2 separate regions of the Homo sapiens genome follow, and region 1 is linked to region 2. A link is a contact called in ENCODE Hi-C or POLR2A ChIA-PET data. All regions are on one chromosome and are shown on one strand. The core of a region is the stretch at or near the end of the contact, and the rest is flanking DNA. Distances in the headings are between cores, read along the strand shown.

The links. Hi-C counts contacts between places; a loop is a spot of excess contacts on that map. ChIA-PET counts read pairs that join two places held with the same protein, here RNA polymerase II (POLR2A). Pooled maps may share reads with other maps.
Region 1: a loop to region 2 is called in a pooled map, with 2.8 times the contacts of the local background. The contact joins two enhancer-like sites. A Hi-C loop is called at or near these places in 3 of 168 maps with a recorded cell type or tissue (endothelial cell of umbilical vein, heart left ventricle and thyroid gland) and 7 of 50 pooled maps. POLR2A ChIA-PET finds 5 or more read pairs at or near these places in 6 of 52 experiments (IMR-90, PC-3, PC-9 and 3 more).

What each region holds. Positions count from the first base shown.
Region 1 is chr13:45,280,441-45,285,380 of GRCh38, reverse strand. GTF2F2 (general transcription factor IIF subunit 2) reads right to left here. Exons shown (of 8, transcript NM_004128.3): 8 at 488-1,939. The coding sequence ends at 1,820. Among named protein-coding and RNA genes, the nearest start is that of SNORA31B, 54 kb to the left of the region's middle. Within about 2 kb of position 3,565, at least 3 of the 41 ENCODE cell types and tissues checked have a DNase peak (open chromatin) inside an H3K27ac peak, as active enhancers do.
Region 2 is chr13:45,100,122-45,104,815 of GRCh38, reverse strand. No RefSeq gene overlaps it. Among named protein-coding and RNA genes, the nearest start is that of GTF2F2, 18 kb to the left of the region's middle. Within about 2 kb of position 2,480, at least 2 of the 41 ENCODE cell types and tissues checked have a DNase peak (open chromatin) inside an H3K27ac peak, as active enhancers do.

The DNA.
Region 1 (4,940 bases), core at 2,316-4,815, 180 kb before region 2:
GCATCAGTCTAGCACCTAAATTATGTATCCTACTGAAGAGATAAGTGTTTAAGAGACTCAAGCTCATGCAATCAGGTGTGCTGAGGTAACAGGCAACTAAAAGAAGCAGAAAAAACCAGTTTACAAAAAAACCAAAGCACAGCTTCAAATAAGACACAGCTCTGCCCTGGGAACTCTTGTGGCACAGCCACCTCGTTCAATATGGCAGGCACTGTCCCCAAAACAAAAGACATCAGCAGAGGAGACACAGTCTGTTTCAGGGCAGTACCAAATATATAAAAAAACAAGGTTTTGGGGAAGATACATGCTATGAACCAAGCACATGGCAGGTATCCAGAATCCTCAGTTCTATATAGATTTATCAGACCATTATCCACGGGCTTCCTGACACAGAGCTTCCAGTCATCAGGAACTAGAAGGTGATGGGCATACCACATTTGGTGCCTGTACATAAGAAAATCTGAGGTGGAGTGGGGAATGGGAACACTTTCTTTACTCAGAATTTTATTTTTCAGTGTGTACACAGAATAAAAATCTTCTTAGTGCTATAACAATCTCAGAATTCTAATGCTTTGCTGCTAAAAGCAAATAATATAAAAATTGTTTTTCTCAATGGATAGATATCTTCTTGCTTTAATTATATAATATTTTCTTCAATTTTTGGCATTGCTCCTTCCTTATTTTTATTATTTTTTCTCTTTTTTTCCTGCAAACACTATGGCAACTTGGGCATTTGCTACTTCTTGATTGCAGCATCTAGAAGCAGATGACAAAATGAACGAGTGAAAAAACAACTTTTCCCTGTGCTTAGTTCACTTAAGCTTCTTTGTTTTGTTTGATGGTCTTGACAGTATGATTTTGGATCGCTTAATATATAATATTGTGTTGTGCTAGAAAAAACTAACATATACATGTATTGTTTTCATTTAAAAATTAATTAAAGAGAAAGAGAAAAGCAACATTTTAATGCCCCAGGAATTGAAACTAACGTTTTCTGTCTCGGCTGGACCCCTACGCCCATCTTTTGATTTGCTGATATCATTTGCCATGTGATGGTCAATACATGTCTGCTGGGTAAGCAGTAAAATTCTGGGGGCAAGCCAGTTTTGAGAAGCTTATAATCTGACTGGGGGAGACATATCTTCAAATTTTGGAAAGATATTTAATTTCTAATTATCTTAAAAGCAAATAAAAGAAACATCAACTGACCATGATCCTGCACATTTCTCATCTCAGCATCACTACGGTAAAATAAGCCAATGATGAACACTGCCATTTCACTACAAACTCTCTCCTTTTATTAACGTTGAGTATGAACACGAAACGTGATCACCTGTTTAAAAGAAAAACACCGCTTTGTTCTTTGACAATTTCAAAATAAGGAACTTTGGGTTTTTATTCCTTTTAAGAGTTTCTGTAGTTGACTGTTTTTTTCTTGCTATACAATTCTCCTTGGATCTGTATTACCTCAGCTCCTTAGATACGGCAAGGGTAGAGAGTCCTCACTTAAAAAAATTTCCTAATTGTACACATTAAAAGCTAATATTTAAGAAAAACCCTCTTAATCCTCCAACCCCTATTCCTACTGTGAATAATCTGGTTTAATACAAGTTAAGTCTATAAATAAATCTGTTCTTTCTCCTCAAAAAAACAGTTAAGAAACTTTACAAGAATTACAGGTTTAAAAAATTTACCGAGAGAAATCAAAGTACTGTCACTTAACCCCTATTAACATACGGTGTTCAAGCCTTCCAGTATCAGCGCCTTTTGCATAGCATCGCTGCTAGTCGTTTCACTAGCATGCTGGCTAGGAGTCTTCTTAGTCACTCTTTTCTTCTCCTTGATAGTGTCTGTACTCTGGCTTCAGCTCCCATGTGTTTTTGTGGATCCCTTTTACATTCTGAACACCAATTTCTTTTAAGATTTCCTTCAGGTACACCTAAAACAAAAACAAAACCCCTAACAAATGAGATTATAAATGCAGGGGACAAAACTTAAAATAAGATGATATGCCAAAGCACATATGCAAGCCATAAAAATTATGATCCTAAAAGCTCAGCAAGATTTCTCTATAAGGAGGTTCAATAAACTGCCTTTTGATTCTACATGTGCGACATGGTAACTGCACTAAATATATGATCATGTGCATTAAAGGAGTTGAAAGTCCTGAATGCCAACAACTTAAAAGCTAAAACAAACAAACAAAAAAAACACAAAAAACACTACATGAAATACACGAAAAAATTACTGGTCCTCACTCAGTGTGACACGGTACACCAAGGGTAATCTGCCCTTGAGTTCAGTGGCCTCATGGGACTCAGTTCACAGATTGAAACCAGTAGTTTCAGGAGCAGTAGCATATAAAAAAAATGAGCAACATTTTTGAGAATATTCTATCAAGCAGGCATATGACAGGTATTCAGAATTCTCAGTTCTAAGGTGAGTTCTCAAATTTGTTTTTAGGCCACCCACTTATTTTTTCCTATGTGAGAAGGAGAGTTGTTATTTGTATTTACTACTATTTGTACTTTAGCCAAGCTTGCCAACACAGATAAGGGAGTAAGAAGTGATAATAAGGCCGGGCTTGGTGGCTCACGCCTGTAATCCCAACACTTTGGGAGGCTGAAGTGGGCAGATCACCTAAGGTCAGGAGTTCGAGACCAGCCTGGCCAACATGGTGAAACCCCGTCTCTACTAAAAATACAAAAATTAGCCAGGCATGGTGGTGGGAACCTGTAATCCCAGCTACTAGAGAGACTGAGGCAGGAGAATCACTTGAACCCAGGAGGCAGAGGTTGCAGTGAGCTGAGACTGTGCCATTGCACTCTAGCCTGGGCAACAACAGTGAAACTCTGTCTCAAAAAACAAATAAATAAATAAAGTGATAAGAAGACATCCCCTAAAACTATCAGGGATGCAGCCTTGTGTTTGGCTTCTCCAAAGAAAAGAGTCATATTATGGTGTTTTAGGTCCCTAAAAATTCAATAAACATTTACTAAATGATTACTATGGTCATGGAAATGATGGCTATGTTAAGTGTAATATGAAACTAGACCTTTGCTTGCCAATGCTGAAGGCCAAAAAGCATTCCACAATAAGCTGACCAATATAAATTACAGAATTTCCTTCTTGGAGAAGAAAGGAAAGATAATAATATTAATTATTATTATCATTATTATTTTGAGATGGAGTTTTGCTCTTGTTGCCCAAGCTGGAGTGCAGTGGCATGATCTCGGCTCTCTGCAACCTCCGCCTCCCAGGTTCAAGCGATTCTCCTGCCTCCTCCCAAGTAGCTGGGATTACAGGCGCATGCCACCACGCCCAGCTAAATTTTTTGTATTTTTAGTAGAGATGGGGTTTCACCATGTTGGCCAGGCTGGTCTCGAACTCCTGTCCTCAGGTGATCCACCCACTTCGGCCTCCCAAAGTGCTGGGATTACAGGCCTGAGCCACTGCACCCAGCCAAGATAATTATTTAAAAGCGACTCTTTTGTTGTTGTTGCAGAACAAAGCAATCCAACAATAATTTGTGTGCGTGTGCTTCAAAGAACTAGTTACGGTATGATGATGACTCATCCCATTGATGGAAGATGTAATTTTTCTTATTGATTGAAGTGAGGCATTAATAAGAAAAATGGCTGAGAAGCTCTTGTCTGTATATTTAAGGTAGTGCTTTTCTCTAGCATGGTGCTAGACCACCTGCATCAGAACCCTGTGGGGAGCTTGTTAAATGAGACACAGCTTGGGCCTACTGAATCAAAGTCTCTTGGGCTAGGCCCAGGAATCTGCATTTTAACAAGTGCCTAGGCGACTCATGTAACTATATACTAAAGTTCCACCACATCTGGCTTAAGGTTCTTCCAGTTCTGATACTCTAGGATCTTTGAGTCCTTAGTGTGTTGCTTCGTTCTCTGAGCCTCATGTTTGCTGTAGAGTACGTGTTACCAACATAATCTAATGCCACTTTACACTGACTGATATAATGCTCTAGAGTTCATAAAGTCCTTTTAGTTAGGGGTAGGTTGTCACCTAGAAACATAATAGCTGATTAGTACTGGAAGTATACAGAGGTTCCTTCAGGATGGCTCAGCTCTCTCGTGGGCAGCCTTCCCATGCCAGCAGCCAAGCCCCAGCAGATGGCAGCAATGAACCAAATGAGCCCTGGGTTCCCCCGAGGCTTGCCTACCTCCCACACCTTATACAGTTGGCTTCACTAGCAGACCCGTGTGAATGAGTAAGCATAAAGGCTTGAGATATCTAGGTAATATAAAATGCAAGTCTGCCACCTGCTATTTCAAATTACATTTAAAAAACAGGACACTGTTCATAAACTACTTTCTAATTGAACAGGATTCATAAATGGAAAATGATTGGTTAGGCACAAATGATTCTCTGTTTAGGTGCCAAGAATGACATCTTTGTAAAATTCCAAAGAATGGTTTATTATGAGACTGGCTAAGACGATGTTGCACAAACAACCATACAATTGTGGATGCACTGCAATGGGTCAAAAATGAAAAGAACAATTGCCAGGAGCATTTTAGTAGCTCCATAGAAAAGAAGCTCTCCTGACTTCAAGTCTAGTGTGCCCATTTATAATCTAGGCCCAGAAAATGAAAATCCTAAAAAGGGTTAAACAAAAAATATTAATAAAGTCTGAAGTGTACAAATTCAGTTGTTTTCATGTCCACCCTCATTTTGGCAATCTAGTAGAACATATGGAATTCTTTTTATAAACGAAGGTGTCATTCTTTTTTCCTTGTAACAATAAGAATGGAATGAGATGACCATAGTCAGTCAATTTCTCAAGCAACAAAATGCAATCAGGGTCACAATGTACTGTGATCAGGGGGTAGGGGACACAAACTTCCTGATTTTTAGGATGTTCTAAACTGCAACCTAAGACCATTTTACTCTAATCAAATAAATTAGCTTGGCAG
Region 2 (4,694 bases), core at 1,231-3,730:
ACTATAGGTGCATCATTCATCGTTGTGACTGCAGATTTCCCATCTGTAAAATGGGAAAGAGTGATGCTTCACTCATGTACACATTCGATAATTACTGATTGAATATTCATTGCTCTGGGGATAGAACAGCGAACAAGACAAATAGTTTTTCAGTCCTCTTCTAGCTCTAAAGTTTCACAGCTCTTTAATCTGATTCCTTGATATAATTATTTTTCCCTAGGCTTTCACTCCCTGCCCCACCTCCCGATCTCATGAGAGTACTTACAGCATCACGCAATTTTGCATAAGAAGACAGGTGCCAGAGAAAATGGGAGAAAACAACTCCCTCAAGATGGGAAACCCACTTAAAATTGGAGTAAGAGAATGAACACATACATTAAACGCCCACTGCTGCTGCCAGCTTGCTACAAATTCCCTCCATAAGGAGTCTAAGATTCCCTGACTTGACTTTCAAAATTGCTCCACAAATCATGGGAGATTTCACAGTATTTTACAAACAGCATGATTCTGACAGCATGTCAGGCATCTACTGTTGTGTCTTTCTAGTATCTCTAAAAACAAACCCATAGGGCATGCTAGAAAAAGTGGCAGAGGAGGTTCAGCTGTAATTATAAAGCCCAAACTTGCTGATATTTGCCACCAGCCAAGGGGCTTGAAACCTTTTTAAATTCCATTAATAGGCTATTAGGCAGAACAAAACAAAATGGGGAGGAGAATAAAAAGAAAATGGCCATCCTGGCCAACATGGTGAAACCCCGTCTCTACTAAAAATACAAAAATTAGCTGGGTGTGGTGGCGCACGCCTGTAGTCCCAGCTACTCAGGAGGCTGAGGCAGAAGAATCACATGAATCCAGGAGGCAGAGGTTGCAGGGAGCTGAGATTGCACCACTGCACTCCAGCCTGAGTGACAGAGCTAGACTCCGTCTCAAAAAAAAAAAAAAAAAAAAAGGAAAGCAAAAAGAAAGAACTGCAATACCATCAGGACTAAACTCCATTACTATTCAGTGGCACCAGGTACCTTGGGCCTTTGGTCTAGTGCCTTCATTTAGCAGCAACAGCTCTTTACAGCTCATTTAGAGCTGTAAAGGAAAAGCCACAGCTGTCATTTTAAAATGGCACTCTTTTCCCTTCAGAGGTTAGATTTTCAAAGTGACTCTTTTCAAAAGCTTAAGGAAAAATTGATTTGTAAGACAAGACACTAGATTTTACAAAATTGCTCCTTTACTGGCCCTTGAAAATAGTGTGACTCTTCTTTATGCATAGGAGAAACAGGGCGCTATTCTGCCAGTAGCATCTCTAGTCTTCTATATTTGCAGAAACGGGTTGAAACAACATGGTTCAGATTATTTGTTGGTAAAGAAATTTTGTTAATTAATTATACCACTGTTTATCTGTACTTTTAAGTCTTAATGAGTGCCCAACACATATTAATATCAAAAACATATCAATAAATATTTGTTAAATTAATAAATAAAATAGTGTTCTGAAAGGCGACAGAAAATATAATTTAGACCCGCAACTGTCAAGGACTCAGCAGTTAGTTATATGACCGGTCACCACCTACCACCTGCTTCTTCAGCAAGCCTGTTTTAATGAAAAAGAAAAAAAGAAAAGCCATTGATTTATATCCTTTAGTTCCAGTTTGACCCCAGGACTGCTCAGTATTATGGTTTTTCAGGAGGCAAGCTCATTAAAAAGCAATGCAGGGTGAGGCAAACACATCACAGTCAAATGGCTATGTGACTGCAAAATCCTCCTGAACCAAACATTCACCTAATGAGCTCGGTTTGTGAGTTTTGAATTATAATGAATAACAGGCAGCGTCTGAAGCCCTAAAAAGCGTGTGTGTGTGTGTGTGTGTGTGTGTGTGTGTGTGTGTATGTAAGCAATGGCTTCTGAAGCACACTTTACAAAAGTATGTGCTTTAAAGAAGCCAGCTGAAGGTTTTATGTTCACTGCATGCTCATTAGTAACTGGTCTCATTTCTGCTGTGTTTACTTCTTCTTCTTCTTTTTTTTTTTAAAGAAATCATAAGGATACAATTAAAATCCCAGTGACTGGTGGTTTCTGCTAGAGAGATAAACAGTACCTGACCCCATGTGATCTGTTGCATGAATAGATCAGGATTTCATCTTCAGGCAACTTGATTTTGGATGGTTGCTAAGGAGACTATTGGTATCTCTGTGTCCTAGGTGCCCCATTGCTTGGAGAGAATTACAGCAGATTTTGCCTGTTATTTACCCAGAGAGAAAATCTGAAAACTCATTAAGACAGTGAACACTTTAAGATTTTGCTGGTCTTTTTAATGTTTTGAGTGTTTCTGGCTTTGGAGTGTAACTGGTGAACATGTTGGCATCTAAATGCGTATGCTTTCAGAAATGACAATGCAGCTTTGTTATAGAAAAGAGGCGTAAGTAGTCAGCGTCTGGGTATCAAATTCTGTGACCCAGCTCGTGGCACAGGCCTGTATTTGTTTCTTTGTTTTCTTTTGTCAGAGTCAGGAGATCAGGATTAAATCCCAGCTTTTTTTTGTTTTTCTTTTCTTTTCTTTCTTTTTTTTTTTTGAGACAGAGTCTCACTCTGTTGCCCAGGCTGGAATGCAGTGGGGCATTCTCAGCTCACCGCAACCTCCGCCTCCTGGGTTCAAGCAATTCTCTTGCCTCAGCCTCCTGAGTAGCTGGGATTATAGGCATGCACCACCACACGCAGCTGATTTTTGTATTTTTGGTAGAGATGGGATTTCACCATGTTGGCTGGACTGGTCTTGAACTCCTGGCCTCAAGTGATCCACCCACCTCAGCCTACCAAAGAGCTGAGATTACAGGCGCGAGCCACCGCACAGGGCCCCAGCTTTTTTTCTAATAAGCTATATGGCCCTGGGCAAATATCCTCTTGACACTCAGTTTTCTTATCCTAAAAGCAGAAAAATAGTTAATGCCTGACAGTGTTGTTTGTGAGGATTAAAGATGATAGTGAGAACATGTCAAAAGCTACTCATAAATTACAAACAGCTGTCAGTTACTGTCCTAAGTGTGGTTCCCCTAGGGCACAGACTTTCAGGAAGTTACCCTCCAACATGTATATTAAGGAGTCCTAGGATCAGTGATCCTGGAAGGAAAAAGAAGGAAGCAGGATAAGTAGAGGGAGAAATCGAAAGGTGAATAAATGCAGGCCCAACAACAGACTCAGCTAGCCCTACTGGTGAGCTCTGATGTTAGAATGGCCCTTCAGGATTGTCTTGAATAGAACAAACCTTTTTTTCTCCCTGCAACCCTACCCCCATTCGTATGTTGAAGCCCTAATCCCCAGTGTAATGGTATTTGAAGATGGGGTCTTTGGGAGGTAATTAGCTTTAGATGAGGTCGTGACGGTGGAACCTCCATGATGGGATTAGTGTCCTTATAGAAGAGCAAGAGACGAGAGCGCTCTGTCTCCACCATGTGAAGTCACAGTGAGGAGGCAGCTGTCCGCACACCAGGAAGAGAGCCTTCACCAGGACCCCAACCATCCTGGCACCCTAATCTTGGACTTGCAATTTGTTAAAAACCTGTTGCCAAGCCAGTGCACACCTGTGCAGATTATCTCCAACACCTGCCCTGCCAGCTTAACTTTGTCTCTTCCCTTGCTTTATGGAGGTAGAAACTATTTTCCAGAAAAATCAAAAGGGGAGAGGCTCTGAATCAGAGGCTACAGGGCTCTTCAGAGGGCAGGAGTAAAGATCCAGACTGAAAGGGAGGAGTCTGCATGTGGAGCAGTGGCACGCTAGAGAGATTGCCCAGCTCCTCGCATGCCAGCAGCCACGTATAACATCCAGGCAGGAGCCCCAAGGTCCCCTTCCCGAAAAAAGGGGACATCCCCAGGGAACAGACTTCCTAATACTGGTTATCACTGTCATTTTTATAAGTCTTAAGAGTTGATGAAAAAGAAAAGTTGTCATTTTAGTGAAACAACTTGACTAAGATTTTAGCAAACCAAATCAGGCCCCAGTTGCAAAATAGGCTGTTTAGGATATGCTGAAGAGAAGGCGTTCAGGACAAATACTCTGAAGAAAAAAGACTAGAGTTGAAGAAATTACACCCTTTCTGTTTGGTCTGGGCCAATCATTGTAAATTTCCTGATGTAACAGCCTATAATAAGGGACCTAACTGATTGGGTGATAGATTAGAGAATCACCCTGCAAGGGCCCCTCAGGCACTCTGTCCTCAGTCCTGAGATGTCAATGGTCAACCTGAATCCACAACCTTGGCCTGTCTAATAATAAACACTCCTTCTCTGGGTTAAATAATTAAAACTGTATCCTTAGGAAGAAATAAAAACTAAAATTACACTGTAGATATGGAGAAGGATAAATAAATGTAGATGAAGGCCAGGCACAGTGGCTCACACCTGTAATCCCAGCACTTTGGGAGGCCAAGGTGGGCAGATCACTTGAGCCCAGGCATTCAAGACCAGCCTAGGCAACATGGAAAAACCCCATCTCTACAAAAAATATAGAAAATTAGCTGGGCATGGTGGCACGAGCCTGTAGTCCAGCTACTCTGGAGGCTGAGATGGGAGAATCACCTGAGCCTGGGAAGTTGAGGCTGCAGTGAGCTGTGATCAAGCCATTGCACTCCAGCCGAGGTGACAAAAATAAAATAATTAAATAAAATAAAAACATAGATAAATAAACATAGATATAATTTTAAAAATA